Regions from separate parts of the Homo sapiens genome. Here region 1 is linked to region 2. The links are chromatin loops, found by intact Hi-C in ENCODE. Cell type or tissue: endothelial cell of umbilical vein. All regions are shown on one strand. Region 1 overlaps ATP6V0E1 (ATPase H+ transporting V0 subunit e1). Region 2 has its middle 30 kb from the start of NKX2-5.

Region 1 (8,000 bases), 190 kb before region 2:
TGCAGTTGAAAAGAATCTATATTCTGAAGTTGTTGGTTGTAGTATTCTATATCAGGTCAAGATGGTTCAAATTTTCTATGTCCTTATTGTGGTTTTTTTTTGTTTGTTTTTTATCTACTACTTTTAATTATGAAAAGAGGGATGCTAAAAATCACCAGCTATGATTGTGGATTTTCCTGTTTCTCCCTTTCTTTCCTCTTGAATTCTGATTGATTTATCCTTAATTCAAGATATAACCCTTTAGGATCCTAGTTTTTGGAGGGGGTGAAGGTTTTATTAAACTCTACTCTGGGCCGGGCACGATGGCTCACGCCTGTAATCCCAGCACTTTGGGAGGCTGAGGCAGGTGGATCATGAGGTCAGGAGATCGAGACCATCCTGGCTAACACGGTGAAACTCCGTCTCTACTAAAAATACAAAAAATTAGCCAGGCGTGGTGGTGGGCGCCTGTAGTCCCAGCGACTCGGGAGGCTGAGGCAGGAGAATGGCGTGAACCCGGGAGGCGGAGGTCGCAGGCAGTGAGCCGAGATGGCGACACTGCACTCCAGCCTGGGTGACAGAGTGAGACTCCATCTCAAACAAACAAACAAACAAACAAACACTCTACTCTGGATGGGCCTTGGGCCTTGTCCACTGTTTGCTGTGCCCTGTGAGATCTGTAAACAGAAGCTCAAGTCCGTGTTGTTTGTTACATACATTTAAGCTATAGAAAGCAACCTATGGTCACCTTCCTCTCTGAGTACCTGCCTTCATTTGGGTTTTGGGGGTTTTTTTTGGCCTGAGAATTGTTTGAATTTCTTATGGATACATTTGAGATGTTTGTTTGTAGGGGAAGGGAAGGGAAATCTAGGCAGCTGGCCCAGCATATTACTTGCTATATGGAAAAGTTTATTTTTCTTAGTCTGACTTTATAATTGTTTCCTTTATAATTTGGCAGATAAGAGGAATTTTAGACTTTGAGCTGGAAGGTCTGGTGTAGAAAATAAGTATGGAGAGAAAAAAGGAAAGGTATTTCAAGTTTAGAATTGGCAAAAATAGGGTATATTCCTTTGGTAGTGAAATAGCCATAGGTTGGCATTAAGTTAATGGAAAACATGTTTATGACTTTTTTTATTTTTATTGAGATGAGGTCTCGCCATGTTGCCCAGGCTGGTCTTGAACTCCTGAGCTCAAGCATTCTGCCCATCTCGGCCTCCCAAAATGCTGGGATTACAAGCATGAGCCACCGCAGCTGGTCATGTTTATGACTTCTAATCTGAAGCTTGGCCTCCTCTTCCAAGCTCTCGTGGCTGTCAGAATTCAGTTCTATGTGCTTATAGAACTGAGATGGCAGTTTCCTTGCTGGCTATTAGTTGGGACCACTGTCAGCTCCTAGAGGCCACCTTCATTCCTGGCCATATGGCCCCTCCATTTTCACAGCCGGGAAAAGAGAATCTCCTTTGTGTCAAATCATCTCATCCTATAGCAGTCTGGAGTCCAATAAGGAGATAGAAACCACAGTCGGTTAAGCAGGGGAAGATAAAGAATTATTTTTTTCTTTTGCGGATTAGGTAGCCACGTAAACCAAAATAGGTTGAGAGAGATTTCAGAATTATTATTATGGCAAAAGAGTTACTAAAAGATACAAAGAAACTATATTTGGTTCCCTAGGACTGAGGGAGAGTAACCAAAGAACAGACTTGGAAGGGATTCAGACCTCACTAGACAAAGTATGGTTGAGCCCACCAGATAGCAAAGGAGTTTGTTGGTTTGGCCAGACCAGGGTTTGCCTGGAGTTTCTGGGCAAGCAATTGGCCTCTTCTGGAGTACAGGCAGGGGGCGAGGTCATCGGGGGCATGGATGTAGTGGGAGTCCCTGTCCCCATACGAGCAGGAGGCCTTCAAGGCATGTATGCCGGGCAGGGGCTTTGCTTAACATGTGGAGAGGGTTCTGAAGTTATTGCCAGGCCAAGGCTACAAGATCAAAGAGGTACCACGTTCTGGCCTCGAGCCATAGTAGGCTTCACCAGAGGTTCTCACACCCACTCCGCGACCTCCGGCCTACGCCTGAAATGTCCCTCCAGCTTCCTCTACTGAGAAAGCTTAACAGCGTGCTCACTTTACAGGAGAAATAAAGTAATTCACTTGTTTATCACAGAGCACACATTGAATTGCACTTCATTTGCCTAATGTTCAGAGCTGAGAGGCAATAAATTCGTGACTGAAACACACACTCCAAATGTCTTTGTAAGGGAGAGTCCTGTTCCTTTTTTTTTCTTTTCTTTTCTTTTTTTTTTTTTTTTGAGACAGAGTCTTGCTCTGTCACCAGGCTGGAGTGCAGTGGCTCAATCTTGGCTCACTGCAACGCTCCGCCTCCTGGGTTCAAGCAAGTCTTCTGCCTCAGCCTCTCTAGTAGCTGGGACTACAGGTGCGTGCCACACTGCCCAGCTAATTTTTGTTGTTTTAATAGAGATGGGGTTTCACTATGTTTGCCAGCATGGTCTTGATCTCTTGACCTCATGATCTGCCCACCTTGGCTTCCCAAAGTGCTGGGATTACAGGCGTGAGCCACCGTGCCCAGCCGAGTCCTTTTCCTTTTAAGAACTCAACTGGGCTGGGCGCGGTGGCTCACACCTGTAATCCCAGCACTTTGGGAGGCCAAGGTGGGCGGATCACGAGGTCAGGAGATCGAGACCATCCTGGCTAATGCGGTGAAACCCCATCTCTACTAAAAATACAAAAAAAATTAGCTGGGCGTGGTGGCGGGCGCCTGTAGTCCCAGCTACTTGGGAGGCTGAGGCAGGAGAATGGCATGAACCCGGGAGGCAGAGCTTGCAGTGAGCAGAGATTGGGCCACTGCACTCCAGCCTGGGTGACAGAGCAAGACTCTGTCTCAAAAAAAAAAAAAAAAAAAAAAAACTCAACTGAGGGCTGGGTGGGTGACTCATGCGTGTAATCCTAGCACTTTGGGAGGCGAAGGCTGGCAGATCACTTGAGGCCAGGAGTTCGAGACCAGCCTGGGCAACATGGTGAAACCTCGTCTCTAATAAAAATAGAAAAATCAGCCAGGCATGGTGGCATGTACCTGTAATCCCAGCTACTCGGGAGGCTGAGGCACAAGGATCGCTTGAACCAGGAAAGCAGAGGTTATGGTGAGCCAAGATTGCACCACTGCGCTCCAGCCTGGGCAACAGAGCGAGCCTGTCTCAAAAAATACAAATTAAAAAAATAAATAAATAAAATAAAAGAACTCGCCTGAAGCCATGCCCAGTGGTGGCACCTCATGCCTGCAATCTCAGCTACTCAGGAGACTGAGATGGGAGGATTGCTAAAGGCCAGGAGTTCAAGACCACCCTGGGCAACATAGCAAGATTCTCATCTCAAAGATAAAAACAAAAATTCCCCTGAACAGGTCACATTCACTCAGGATAGCCACTTCCCTTTTTTTTTTTTTTTTTTTTTTTGAGACAGAGTCTCGTTCTATCATCCAGGTGGCTGGAGTGCAGTGGTGCAATCTTGGCTCACTGCAACCTCTGCCTCCCATGTTCAAGTGATTCTCGTGCCTCAGCCTCCGGAGTAGCTGGGATTACAGGCGTGCACCACCACGCCCGGCTAATTTTTATTTTTAGTAGAGACAGAGTTTTTCCATGTTGGCCAAGCTGGTCTCCCAACTCCTGACCTCTGGTGATCCACCCACCTTGGCCTCCCAAAGTGCTGGGATTACAGGCGTGAGCCACTGCGCCTGGCCTCTTTTTTTTTTTTTTTTTAGATGGAGTCTTGCTCTGTTGCCCAGGCTGGAGTGCAGTGGCACAATCTGAGCTCACTGCAACCTCTGCCTCCCGGGTTCAGGCGATTCTCCTGCCTCAGCCTCCTGAGTAGCTGGGATTACAGGCACGTGCCACCACGCCTGGCCAATTTTTGTATTTTTAGTAGAGACGGGGTTTCACCATGTTGGTCACGCTGGTCTCAAACTCCTGACCTCGTGATCTGCCTGCCTTGGCCTCCCAAAGTGCTGGAATTACAGGCGCGAGCCACCGTGCCTGTCCTGGATAGCCACTTTGTTAAAGCCAGCTGTATCAGATAATATAATCTAACCATGGAGTGACTATTCTGTCAGATTCACTGAGTTTTATACAGAGTGTGTATACTGAGTGGTGGGAACCTCGGGAGAATTGAAATCTGCCTGCCATAGAGTGGGTGGTCGCGGGAGAGGAGGTGGAGATGAGAATGACTCAGTGCTACATGAGAAACTCCTTTGTGAAGTAAATAGGTTGTATTTCATTCTGTGGCTTGAATACATTTTTAGCTGTCTTACAGAGAAAGAGAAGAAATAACCAGTGTTTATTGAACATCTATTTGTCAGCCACTGCATAGAGCACTTTACTTATATTATCTCTTTAAATTGTAATACTATAAGGCAAGGATTATTATCACCATTTTACAACAGGAGACAGTGGGCTTGGGGTTGTAAGGACATTTGCCTGGATTCAGTTCACCGATATTTAGTGTTGCTGGAATTAAAATCCGACTCTGTCTAATACCGAATCCCATGTTTTCTAGGAGCATCTAATAATGTTGCTCCTCTTGAAAGTATTTTTATCATTCAGTTGAGATGAGAGGTCGTTTTAGTGGCGCTAGGGCAAATCACTTTCCTGCATTTCTGCTGTCTCTTAAGGAGCTCACCGACAGAGGTCACTGCTGTCATGGCCCTGGCTGGAGGGACAGTGGATCAGAAGAGAGGTCCTGGCCAGACTTCCCCATTCCAGTAGGGAAGCTGAGACTGCTCCATCTGCGTGTCACCGGGAAGTAACCTGTGCCTTTGTTCCCTGTTCTTATATCTGAATGTGGAACAGAAGAACAAAGCAGGGCTTGAGAGAGCTGAGTATAGTGGTGAGGGCATAGTTTATGCTGGGAGAGTTCTAGTAACCAAGAGCTGAGCTCCTAAGAAGTGGCCAGGGAGGGTTTATAGTATGAAGGCACCCATGCATATCTCTACAAAAACATATTCTACTACTCTCCTTGGCTTATTTCTCACAGCTCATGAGTCCCTTTGGGTTGGCCCCTCAGCCATCTCCTTTTCGCATCCTCAGAGGTTGACATGGAACATGGCACTGCTAAATGATTGTGGAATAAATGAATCCCTAGGCTGCCTGATTTATCTTTTTTTTTTTTTTTTTTTTTTTTGAAACAGGGTCTTGCTCTGTTGCCCAGGCTAGAGTGCAGTGGCATGATCATAGCTCACGGCAGCCTTGACCTCCGGCCAGTGATCCTCCCACCTCAGCTTCCTGAGTAGCTGGGACTATAGGCATGTGCCATCAAGCCTGGCTAATTGAAAAAAAATTTTTTTTTATAGAGACGGGGTCTCGCCATGTTGCTCAGGCTGGTCTTGAACTCATAGGCTCAAGCAATCCACCTGCCTCAGCCTCCCAAAGTGTTGGAATTACAGACATGAGCCACTGCACCTGGCCTGTTTCATCCTTAATAGCCTATAGAAACAGCCTAGTATAATGGGACTCAGGAGTCCTGGATTCCCCGCTTCCAGCTTCCCCCTTCACTAATTTGCTGTGGGGTATTAGTAAGTTCACTAGGACTTAATTTCCTCATCTTTAAAATGCAGAACTTAGACTTGATCTCAGATCCATTCCGGCTCTGCAGTTCTCTGAAGACATTATTGCACCATAGCTGCCTCAATTGTTTGAATAATCTCAGATTGGTTATTAAGGCTGGCCCTCAGGTTATGAAGACATGCGGTACAGTTCGGGCAAACATGAAAGGTACATTTAGTTCCTTTTCTTGTACACATGAAGTAATAGATTCATTGGAATATGATCTCTTCCTCCACCCACTTCCATCAATTCAGAGTGGATTTTTTTTCCCTTCCAGTTCTCTGCGTGTTTGTCAGCTTTAAAGGGAAATTTTAAGTCAGGAGGTAGTCAGAGGGGCAGGCACAAAGCTCAGCGGGTTAGGGGGGTAAATTCCTCTGAAATTTCAAATAAACCAGACTAGACTGTTTCCTAGGTAAATTTTTTTTTTTTTTTTTGAGTCTTGCTGTGTCACCCAGGCTGGAGTGCAGTGGCCCGATCTCAGCTCACTGCAACCTCTGCCTCCCAGGTTCAAGTGATTCTCCTGCCTCAGCCTCCCGAGTAGCTGCTACTACATCCATGTGCTACTGTGCCTGGCTGATTTTTATATTTTTAGTAGAGATAGTGTTTCCCCATATTGGCCAGGCTGGTCTTGGACTCCTGACCTCAGGTGATCCGCCCGCCTTGGCCTCTGGAGTTTTCTTGAACTGTGGTTTCTTGTTTTTTTTTTCTTAAGTGAGATGTGTGCGTGTGTGTGTACATGCATATGTGTATGCATGTGTACTTTGATAACCATATACAGAAGAGTGAAATTGAACCCTTTCTGTCACCATATACAAAAGTCAACTCAGGATGGGTTAAAGATTTAAACGAGGCCGGGCATGGTGGCTCACGCCTTTAATCCCAGCACTTTGGGAGGCCAAGGCGGGCAGATCACCTGAGGTCGGGATTTTGAGACCAGCCTGACCAATACGCAGAAACCCCATCTCTACTAAAAATACAAAAAATTAGCTGGGCATGGTGGCGCATGCCTGTAATCCCAGCTACTCAAGAGACTGAGGCAGGAGAATCGCTTGAACCTGGGAGATGAAGGTTGCCATGAGCTGAGATCGCGTGCCATTCCACTCCAGGCTGGGCAATGAGTGAAACTCCATCTCAAAAAAAAAAAAAAGAAAAGATTTAAACATAAGACCTGAAATTATAAAACAGCTAGAAGCAAACATAGGGACAACTCTTCAGAGCATTGGTCTAGGCAAAAGTTTTATGACTAAGACCTCAAAAGCACAGGCAACAGGCTGGGTGTAGTGGCTCACACCTGTAATCCCAGCACTTTGGGAGGTTGAGGTGGGAGGATCAGTTGAGCCCAGGAATTCGAGACCAGCTTAGGCAGCATAATGAGACCCTGTCTCTACAAAAAATTTAAAAAATTAGCCAAGCCTGGTGGCACGTGCTTGTGGTCCAAGCTACTCAGGCGGCTGAGGTAGGAGGATTGCTTAAGTCCAGGAGCCTGGGAGATCAAGGCTGCAATGAGCTGTGATTGCGCCACTCCAGTCCAGCCTGGGCAACAGAGCAAGACACTTGTGTTAAAAAAAAGAAAAAAAGGCACAGTCAACAAAAACTAAAATAGACAAATGGGACTATATTAAACTAAAAAGCTCTGCACAGCAAAAGAAACAATAGAATAAAGAGACAACTTGGCCGGGCGCGGTGGCTCACGCCTGTAATCCCAGCACTTTGGGAGGCCGAGGCGGGTGAATCACGAGGTCAGGAGATCGAGACCATCCTGGCTAACATGGTGAAACCCCGTCTCTACTAAAAATACAAAAAATTAACCAGGCGTAGTGGTGGGCGCCTGTAGTCCCAGCTACTCCGGAGGCTGAGGCAGGAGAATGGCGTGAACCCGGCAGGCGGAGCTTGCAGTGAGCTGAGATTGCGCCACTGCACTCCAGCCTGGGCGACAGAGCCAGACTCCATCTCAAAAAAAAAAAAAAAAAAAAGAGACAACTTGTTGAATGGGAGAAAATATTTGCAAACTACCCAACTGACAGGGGACTAAGATCCAGAATATATAAGGACCTCAAACAACTTAACAGTTAAACAAATAATCCTATTGAGAAATGGACAAAGGACATGACTAGATATTTCTCAAAAGAAGACATTACAAATGGCCAGCAGTGCTCAATATTATTAATCACTAGGGAAATGCAATTCAAAACTACAATGAGATATCATCTCACTCCAGTTAGAATGGCTATTACTAAAAAGCGAAAATATGGCCATGCATGGTGGCTCATGCCTATAATCCCAGCACTTTGGGAAGCCAAGGCAGGTGGATCATCTGAGATTAGGAGTTTGAGACCAGCCTGGCCAACCATGTTCAACATGGTGGAACCCCATCTCCACTAAGAATTAAAAAATTAGCTGGGTGTGGTGGTAGGTT
Region 2 (8,000 bases):
GGGACTGTGGTGTAGTGGATGAAGATACCTCAGGTCAAGCTGCCACGGAGCTTCTCTAGTTGCTGCCACATGGGAACAGGGATCCAATTTCTCAGGAGGTTCATGACCTGGATTTGTAAATTTCGCAGTTTATATAGGGGAGGAACTCAGAGGCTGTTGAGAGAGCTGCCACTCAGAGGCCTCAGGGAAAGGCTCGGTCCCACGGACAGTCTGAAGCTCCATACAGCAGTGTGAGTCCTGTGCACTCCAGGCCACCTGGAACCAAGATGATGCAGGACAAAAGAGAAGTCCATTGGGACCAGCACAGAGCCCCACTCCCCGAGCCCTGCTGGCTATGCCGAGGAGGAACAGGAGGCCATTTTCTGAGCTCCTGGTATAATCTTTACAGCTGTGACATAAATATTCATAAAGATCACATACATTGTGCTCGTTTTTTAAAGTTAGCCCTGCCTGGGCCAAACAAAACTAGTTTATGGCCTTGGGTCTAGTGACTGGAAGGCATGATAGAATGTTGAATGAGGACATCAAGGGGACAGATTTGTGTTTCCAAAACACTGTGGAGATTCTGCTTAATTCGGCAAGACCAAAAAATTAAAAAAAAAAAAAAATCGAAGTGTGGAGAATGGGTTGCAGGGCGAGGGCGAGAGACAGCCAGTGTCTGGGCTGGCAGGAGGCAGTGGAGCCCAACCAGGAGATGGTGACCACACTGGTTAGAACCCAGTGCTGCAGCTGAGATGACTAGACTGGCCTCTTTTGCTGGTTCACCCTGGGCAGTGTCTCCGCAAGGCGCCGAGCCTCGCCCTGTGGTCCGGGCTTCGAAGGTTGAGGGATGCTGGCCCCAGCAGAGAGTTGTGTCTCTTGAGCCTTAATCCCTTGAGGGGAAAGCTGGCTGTAACAGCACAAATATGGGGACAGCCGGCCCCACCCGCTGCCCAGGAAGCTGCCCTGCCTGTCTATGTCAAGGTCAGAAGTCAAAGTCATTGAAGGGCAATGTGCCTGGCTTATGGCACCTACGGCCCTGGCCACACAGCTGGAAGCTACACTAAGGCAGCAACGCCCAGGGCATGATTCACAAGCTCCTGGGCTGCAAGAGAGAATTTTAGGTGACTCACAGAAAACATTTGACTTTCAATTGCTTTGTACTTTTTTTTCAAATGCCTTTGGGAAATAAAGCTGGCATATCGAAGCTGTGATTTCACTGATATTACTGTTTAGAATTAGGTGAGTAAAAGCAGTGAGTCCATTAACATGAACTTAAAGAAAACTATAAAATAAAGGGACATGTCCTCAGGGTTTCCTGAGGGCTTTGTCATGGGCAAAAAATCATCATTATAATAAAAATATAAAATAAATAACAGCATAAGCAGTGAGTAGACATGGTAGAGAGGGTGGCGGTGGGACAATAGGCGTGGCTTGAGCTCTGATTTCCAACTCCACCAGCACGTTTTTAATTCCCCCTGGCTGCTTTGCATGTGCTGGGCATGGGCTCAGTATGTTTGCACACAGCACGTCCCCTGTGGCTCACAAGTCTGCCTGAAAAAGCTTTTCATCCTCATTTAAGGATAAAAACCTAAAAGGTCAAGGGACTGGCCAGGTCAGTGTGTGGCTGCTGGGGACAGGGTGACACGAAGGTTGGGGAGATTCTCACTGCAAACCGCTTTGGGAAGCTGGGCTGGGGGAGGAAGCCGCTCTGGCTCGGGGCGGACACTTCGTCCCCAGGGGAAGTACATCTCCCATTTGCTGTGTTGAGCAGTGGGGAGAGCTGTTCCCGGGATGCCTGGAGGGCAGCCTGGCATTTGGGTCCAGGTTCATAATCTCAGAATCTGGGGGAAAGCATCTTTTTTTCCATAACTAGTTATGTCTCCCCCTAGACCCCATTTTTCTAGGACCCAATCAAGTTGCTTCCCAAACACTAAAGAATTCTTACAGGTTCCCGGCCTTTTCTTCATCTCACAGGACGCTCTGGTTTCTGCTGTCGGCCCTTCTCCCTCCTCTCCAGCAGTTCTAACCCCATCTGCCCGCAAAGCCTCTGTAAATAAGATAAACACAACAACAGATCTAATATCAAAGGCGTGGGAGGTTGAAAGTGGACACAGGTGATGTGCATGTAGAGCAGACGTCCCGTATGCCTCACCCGTCTTCAGACCACCCCAGCCGCTGCTGCAGGGAGCACCCCTCTGTGAGCACTGTCCAAGTGCACACAAGCACAACCTATGAGCGGGCCTTGCGCCCAGGCTGCCCACCTCTCACCTGCAGCCCGAGGGCTACCCTATAGCCATTGAGGAGTGAGGCGCTGAGGGTCCACTCGGTCCCATGCAAAACCTAGAACTGCAGGGGACTCCATCCCTGTGAGGAAAACCCTCCACCTATAGGAAATGGGAACGGGCAGAGCCCTCCCCTCCCCTCCCCCTCCTCCCTCTTTCTTTCTTTCTTTCTTTCTTTCTTTCTTTCTTTCTTTCTTTCTTTCTTTCTTTCTTTTTCTTTCTTTCTTTCTTTCTTTCCTTTCTTTCTTTCTTTCTTTTTCTTTCTTTTCTTTTCTTTTTCTCTTTCTTTCTCTCTCTTTCTTTCTCTTTCTCTTCCTTCCTTCTTTCTATAAAATATATATACCATAACATTTCTCGTTTTAACTATTTTCGAGCGTGCCATCCTGTGGCATTCAGTTCTTGAAGTACATTCATACTGTCATGCAACCATCAGTTGGCATGCACCCACCAGCCATATCCAGAAGTTTTTCATCTTTCTAAATGGAAGCTGTACACCTATTACCCCCCAATCCCTCCTCCCTCCAGCCCCTGGAAGTCACCATTCAATTTCGTGTCTACATGAATTGAACTACTCCGCGTACCTCATATGAGTGGAATCCTATGGGTATTTATCTTTTTGCGACTGGCTTATTTTATTTAGCATAATGTCCTCAAGGTTTGTCTATATTTTAACATGTTAACATTTTCTTCCATTTCAATCTGAGCTATTTGTTCAGGAAGAAAGCATTAAAAATTTTTTCCTTCCAATCACCACCAGTTACAGAGTTCTTTTTTTCTCCTCCACTCCCACTGCTTCACTTGACAAGTCTTAAAAAAATTCTGACCAGCCTAGGCAACATAGTGAGACCTCATCTCTATAAAAAATAAGCAGAAAATTCGCCAGGTGTGGAGGTGTGCACCTGTAGTCTCACCTACTCAGGAGGCTGAGGTGGGAGGATTGCTTGAGACTGGGAGGTTGAGGCTGCAGTGAGCCGTGATCACACCACTGCACTCCAGCCCGGGCAACAGAATGAGACCCTTTCTCAAAAGCAAACAAACAAAACAAAACAAAAAACCCAAAAAACCTCCTTCCTTTTTATGGCTGAATAATATTCCATTGTATGCACATTCTGCATTTTATTTACCTATTCATCTGTCAGTGGACACTTGGTTTGCTGCCACCTTTTGGCTATTGTGAATAATGCTGCTGTTAATCTTGGTGCACAAATATCCACTCTGCTTTCACTTTTTTGGGGTATATACCTAGAAGCGGAATTGCTGGATCTTATGGCAATTGTATGTCATTTTTTTTTGAGGAATTGTCATAACTTTTTCTACAACAGCCACACCATTTTACATTACCAGCAGCAAGGGACCAGGGTTCCGATTTCTCCACATCTAGCCAGCGTTTTCTTTCTTTCTTTCCTTTAACTTTTTTTTTTTCCTGTGTTGCCCAAGCTGGTCTCAAACTTCTGGCCTCAAGTGATCCTCCCACCTCAACCTCCCCAGTAGCTGGGTCTGTAGGCATGCACCACCATGCCCAACTTTTGCTTCTTCTTCTTCTTTTTTTAATTCCTTCCTTCCTTCGTTCCTTCCTTCCCTCCTTCCATCCCTCCCTCCCTCCCTTCCTCCCTCCCTTCCTTCCATCCTTCCTTCCCTCCTTCCATCCTTCCTTCCTTCCTTCCTTCCTCCCTTCCTTCCTTCCCTCCTTCCCTCCCTCCTTCCTTCCTTCCTTCGTCTCTCTCTTTCCTCTTTCTTCTTTTTCTTTCTTTCCCTGCTTGTTTGCCTTCTCTCTTTCTTTTGATAGTAGCCATTCTAATGGGCATAGAATGGAACCTCGTTGTGGTTTGGATTTGCGTTATCCTAATGACTAGTAATGCTGACCATCTTTCCATATGCTCACTGGCCATTTGTATATCCTCTGTGGAGAAATGTCTATTCAAGTCGTTTGCCCATTTTAAAATCAGTTTTTAAGAAATTGTTGTTGGCCAGGCATGGTGGCTCACGTCTGTAATCCCAGCACTTTGGGAGGCTGAGGCGGGTGGATCACGAGGTCAGGAAATCGAGACCATCCTGGCTAACACGGTGAAACCCCATCTCTACTAAAAATACAAAAAATTAGCCGGGCGTGGTGGCGGGCGCCTGTAATCCCAGCTACTCGGGAGGCTGAGGCAGGAGAACGGCCTGAATCCGGGAGGCAGAGCTTGCAGTGAGCCGAGATTGCGCCACTGCACTCCAGCCTGGGCAACAGAGTGAGACTCTGTCTCAAAAAAAAAAAAAAAAAAAGAAATTGTTGTTGAGTTGTAGGAGTACTTCATATATTCTGCATATCACTCCCTTGTCAGATACACGATTTGCAAGTATTGTCTTCCATTTTATGGTTGCCTTTTCATTGCTTATAGTGTCCTTTGATGCACAAAAGTTTTTAATTTTAAGAGTTCAACTTATCTATTTTTTTCTTTTGTGGTCGCAATTCTTTCTTCACCTGTGTCTAGGAGTGCACTGTTCATGCTCTTCATTTTCTTTAGTAGCCTGGTGGTGTCTCTGGAACTTGTTGGTACAGAGTAGGGCCATTTTCAAAAGGGACCTTGACATCGAAAGCGTGTGGCATCCAGTGCCCTCTCAGAGGGTGACGCTCCTCACTTGCACAGCTCAGGACGAAACCTCTCCTGTTTCTGGTAAAAAGATTAGGAACATAAAAAGGAGCAAGTGTCTGGGCCTGGGGGCTAATTGCTGGCAGGGCCTCACCTGCCACAGCCCCAGTGGCTCAACCCACATCTGACTCAGGACCACAGGCCCCAGAAGGCTGCAGGATGAAAGGGCAGAGGGGAGGAATTCCAGCATCTTCATTTCAGCCCACAGCTTGGACAGCTGTGTGAAGCAGGCCCCTCATTCCACAAGAGAAAGACAGCCCAGCCATCTGGTTGGTGGGAGTTGGGGGCGTGATTCGTTTCTTCTAAATGCTGTGCTTAAGCCAGGTTGTCTGGCTTTGAAGATGATTCCTGCAGGACCAGCGCGTTCATTTCCTTGCGGGGAAACTGTCAGGTTGAAAGCCCTCCTGCTCCAGGTGGCTCTATCCTCATCTGTAAACACTATTAAGGACTTGGTTTCAGCTCTAACCAGATGAAACTCCTAGAGCTTTTCACTTAATGGGGACAGGGCGGCACAGGGAACAGGTGGGCAATTGGGCCATAGACAGCCCAAATAGTTGGATGTTGTTATCTTTTGATTTTCATTTGTGTTTTATTTCAATGATGCGGCTGTGCTCTTCCAGCATCATTACCCTTCCCATCAGGGACACCAAATTCTTAACCCTGTGACTGCCCCTCTAGAGAACATCCTTTCATTTGCTATGTATTTACTGAGCACCTACTGTGTGCCAGGCAGTGGTGGACCAAATAGAGGCAGGTGAGTCCTCTGGATAAAAGTCTCGGCTCTGAATGCAGCCTGCCTGAGTTCAGTCTTAGCTCTGCTCCTTAATTTCTGTGTCTTGTTGACTAAGACTGTGGACCTTGTCTGGAAAATGAAGAGAACGATAGTGTTTGTCTGTAGGGTTGTCCTGAGGTTTAAATGTCCTGGTGCAGGGGCAGCAGGTGCAGTCTGACACTTGGTAACTGCTAAGTAGGCATCGACTGTGATTGCATCGTCTCTGCCTTCATGGTGCTTACCTTCTAGAAAGGAGACAGGAAAGCAAGGCACCTGCAAGTGTGTAGTAGCAAGCTAGAATGTGCGGCTCAACTAAAAGACTTGGGCATCCGGGCTTGGTGAGTAAAAGAGTAGAAGCCTTGGTGGCTCACGCCTGTAATCCCAGCACTTTGGGAAGCTGAGGTGGGCATATTGCTTGAGCCTAGGAGTTTGAGACCAGGCTAGACAGCAAGGTGAAACCCTGTCTCTACAAAAAATAAAATAAAAGAATTAGCCAGGCGTGGTGGCATATGCCTGTAGTTACTGGAGAGGCTGAGTTGGGAGGATCACCCGAGCCCGGGATGTCAAGGCTGCAATGAGCTGTGATTGTGCCACTGCACTCCAGCCTTGGTGACAAAGCGACACCCCGTCTCAATAAATAAATGAAAAATAAATAAAAGGACTTGGAAGGATCCAATTTTGACTCAGGCTTGGGAAGATCTTCTCTGAGGAGCAGCATTTAGGCTGAGTCCTGATGGAGGAGGAGGAGACACAGGCCAGGTGTGAGCAGAAGGGGGAGATCTGCAGGAAGTAGCTGAGGAAAGGCGGGTGCAGCTGGAGCTGGTGACCAGGAGTGGGAGATGGGGCTCCGGAGGGCCTTGTTGCCCAAAGAAAGAGTTCAGAGTCCCCTGCAAGAAACAAGAAAGCCTAGAGGCCCTGGTGGAGGGGAGGGATGGTGCCAGATTTCTGGTTTTGAAAAGATCAGTCTGGGCTGGGTGTGGTGGCTCATGCCTGTAATCCCAGCACTTTGGGAGGCTGAGGCAGGCAGATCACGAGGTCAGGAGATCGAGACCATCCTGGCTAACATGGTGAAACCCCGTCTTTACTAAAAATGCAAAAAATTAACCGGACGTGGTGTCGGGTGCCTGTGGTCCAAGCTACTTGGGAGGCTGAGGCAGGAGAATGGAGTGAACCCGGGAGGTGGAGCTTGCAGTGAGCCGAGATTGTGCCATTGCACCTCAGCCTGGGTGACAGAGCAAGACTCCATCTCAAACAAAAACAAAAACAAAAAACATGCATACGCGTGTGTGCATATGTGTGTGTGTGTTCTGTCTCATCAGAATCAGGCAAGCTGGTAATCAGCCACAGTGGGAAAGTGAATCATGTCATGTGCCTCCGCCCCACAGAAGAACAAATACAGTATGAACTGTTTTCCTGACCACCACATCTGCTATGGAGACACTTGGGCAAAGGCCATCAAAGGCAGCATTTGTGTCGTTGGCTTTTCATTCCCCTTGAAAGAAAATCTCAGCTTCCTCCCATGACTTTGTATCAGCTGACAATATCCAGAATAATGCTGGGAAACAAATCATCCCCTCAATCCAGTGGTTGACAACCATCAGTTTTTCTCTTTTGCACATCTTTGGGTTGGCTGGATTTTTTTTTGGCTGGTGTTGGCTGGGCTGGGTCCAGGCCTGCTCCTGGTGTCTTCATCCTCCTTGGACTGGTGGGGTTGGCAGGGCAGCTCCTCCCATGGTAATGGCAGAAGCCCGAGAGAGCAAGTTCCACTGTGAAAGCAAATGTCACATCTCTGCCTGGGTCGTACTTGCTACATCTCATGCATCAAAGCAAGTCCCATGGGCGAGCCCAAAGTCAAGGGGCAGGGAAGTGTGTGCATGGATGTAAGCACCATGCGGGGGAGTGGAAATCTGCCCAGGCTACAAGGCTGACCTCTCCGACTCATGTCACATTCTCCCCCACCCACCAACCACCCGAGTGCTCACTCCAACGACACTTCTTATTTCTTGAACATGCTAAGGCCATTCTCACCTCAGGGCCTTTGCACGAGCTGCTCCCTCTGTCTTAAACTCTCTTCTCAGATCTTCCTCCAGCTGCTCCATCTGAACATTCAGGAATTAACTCAAATGTCACCTCCAGAGAGTGGCTTTGCCAGACCATTTGGTCTAAGTGGCCCTCACAGAGTCCCCTCTATCACATCCGCTAGCTGAATTCTCTTCTCAGTACTGATTACTCTAATATTTCCAATGGTCTCATTTTATATATTTGTTAATTTGTTGATTATCTGTCCCCCTACCAGAACCTAAGATTCATGATGGCAGGGATCTTGTTTGC

What was found. Hi-C counts contacts between places; a loop is a spot of excess contacts. Peaks named below come from ENCODE experiments on the same cell type or tissue, not always from the same donor. Only the 100,000 strongest peaks of a DNase experiment are listed, where the experiment ranks them.
Region 1: a loop joins it to region 2, with 19 times the contacts of the local background. A loop is called at or near these places in 2 of 110 quality-filtered maps.

Annotation. Positions count from the first base shown.
Region 1 is chr5:173,006,038-173,014,037 of GRCh38, forward strand. The region is part of intron 2 of ATP6V0E1 (ATPase H+ transporting V0 subunit e1); the gene reads left to right. Among named protein-coding and RNA genes, the nearest start is that of SNORA74B, 11 kb to the right of the region's middle. RefSeq lists a silencer at 3,989-4,283 and an enhancer at 4,134-4,213. In endothelial cell of umbilical vein, a CTCF peak has its summit at 4,697 (motif pointing right); a DNase peak (open chromatin) is centred at 4,684; H3K27ac peaks cover 204 bases.
Region 2 is chr5:173,201,019-173,209,018 of GRCh38, forward strand. No RefSeq gene overlaps it. Among named protein-coding and RNA genes, the nearest start is that of NKX2-5, 30 kb to the right of the region's middle. RefSeq lists a silencer at 5,870-6,049. In endothelial cell of umbilical vein, a CTCF peak has its summit at 3,435 (motif pointing left); no DNase peak of the experiment used is centred here; H3K27me3 peaks cover 645 bases.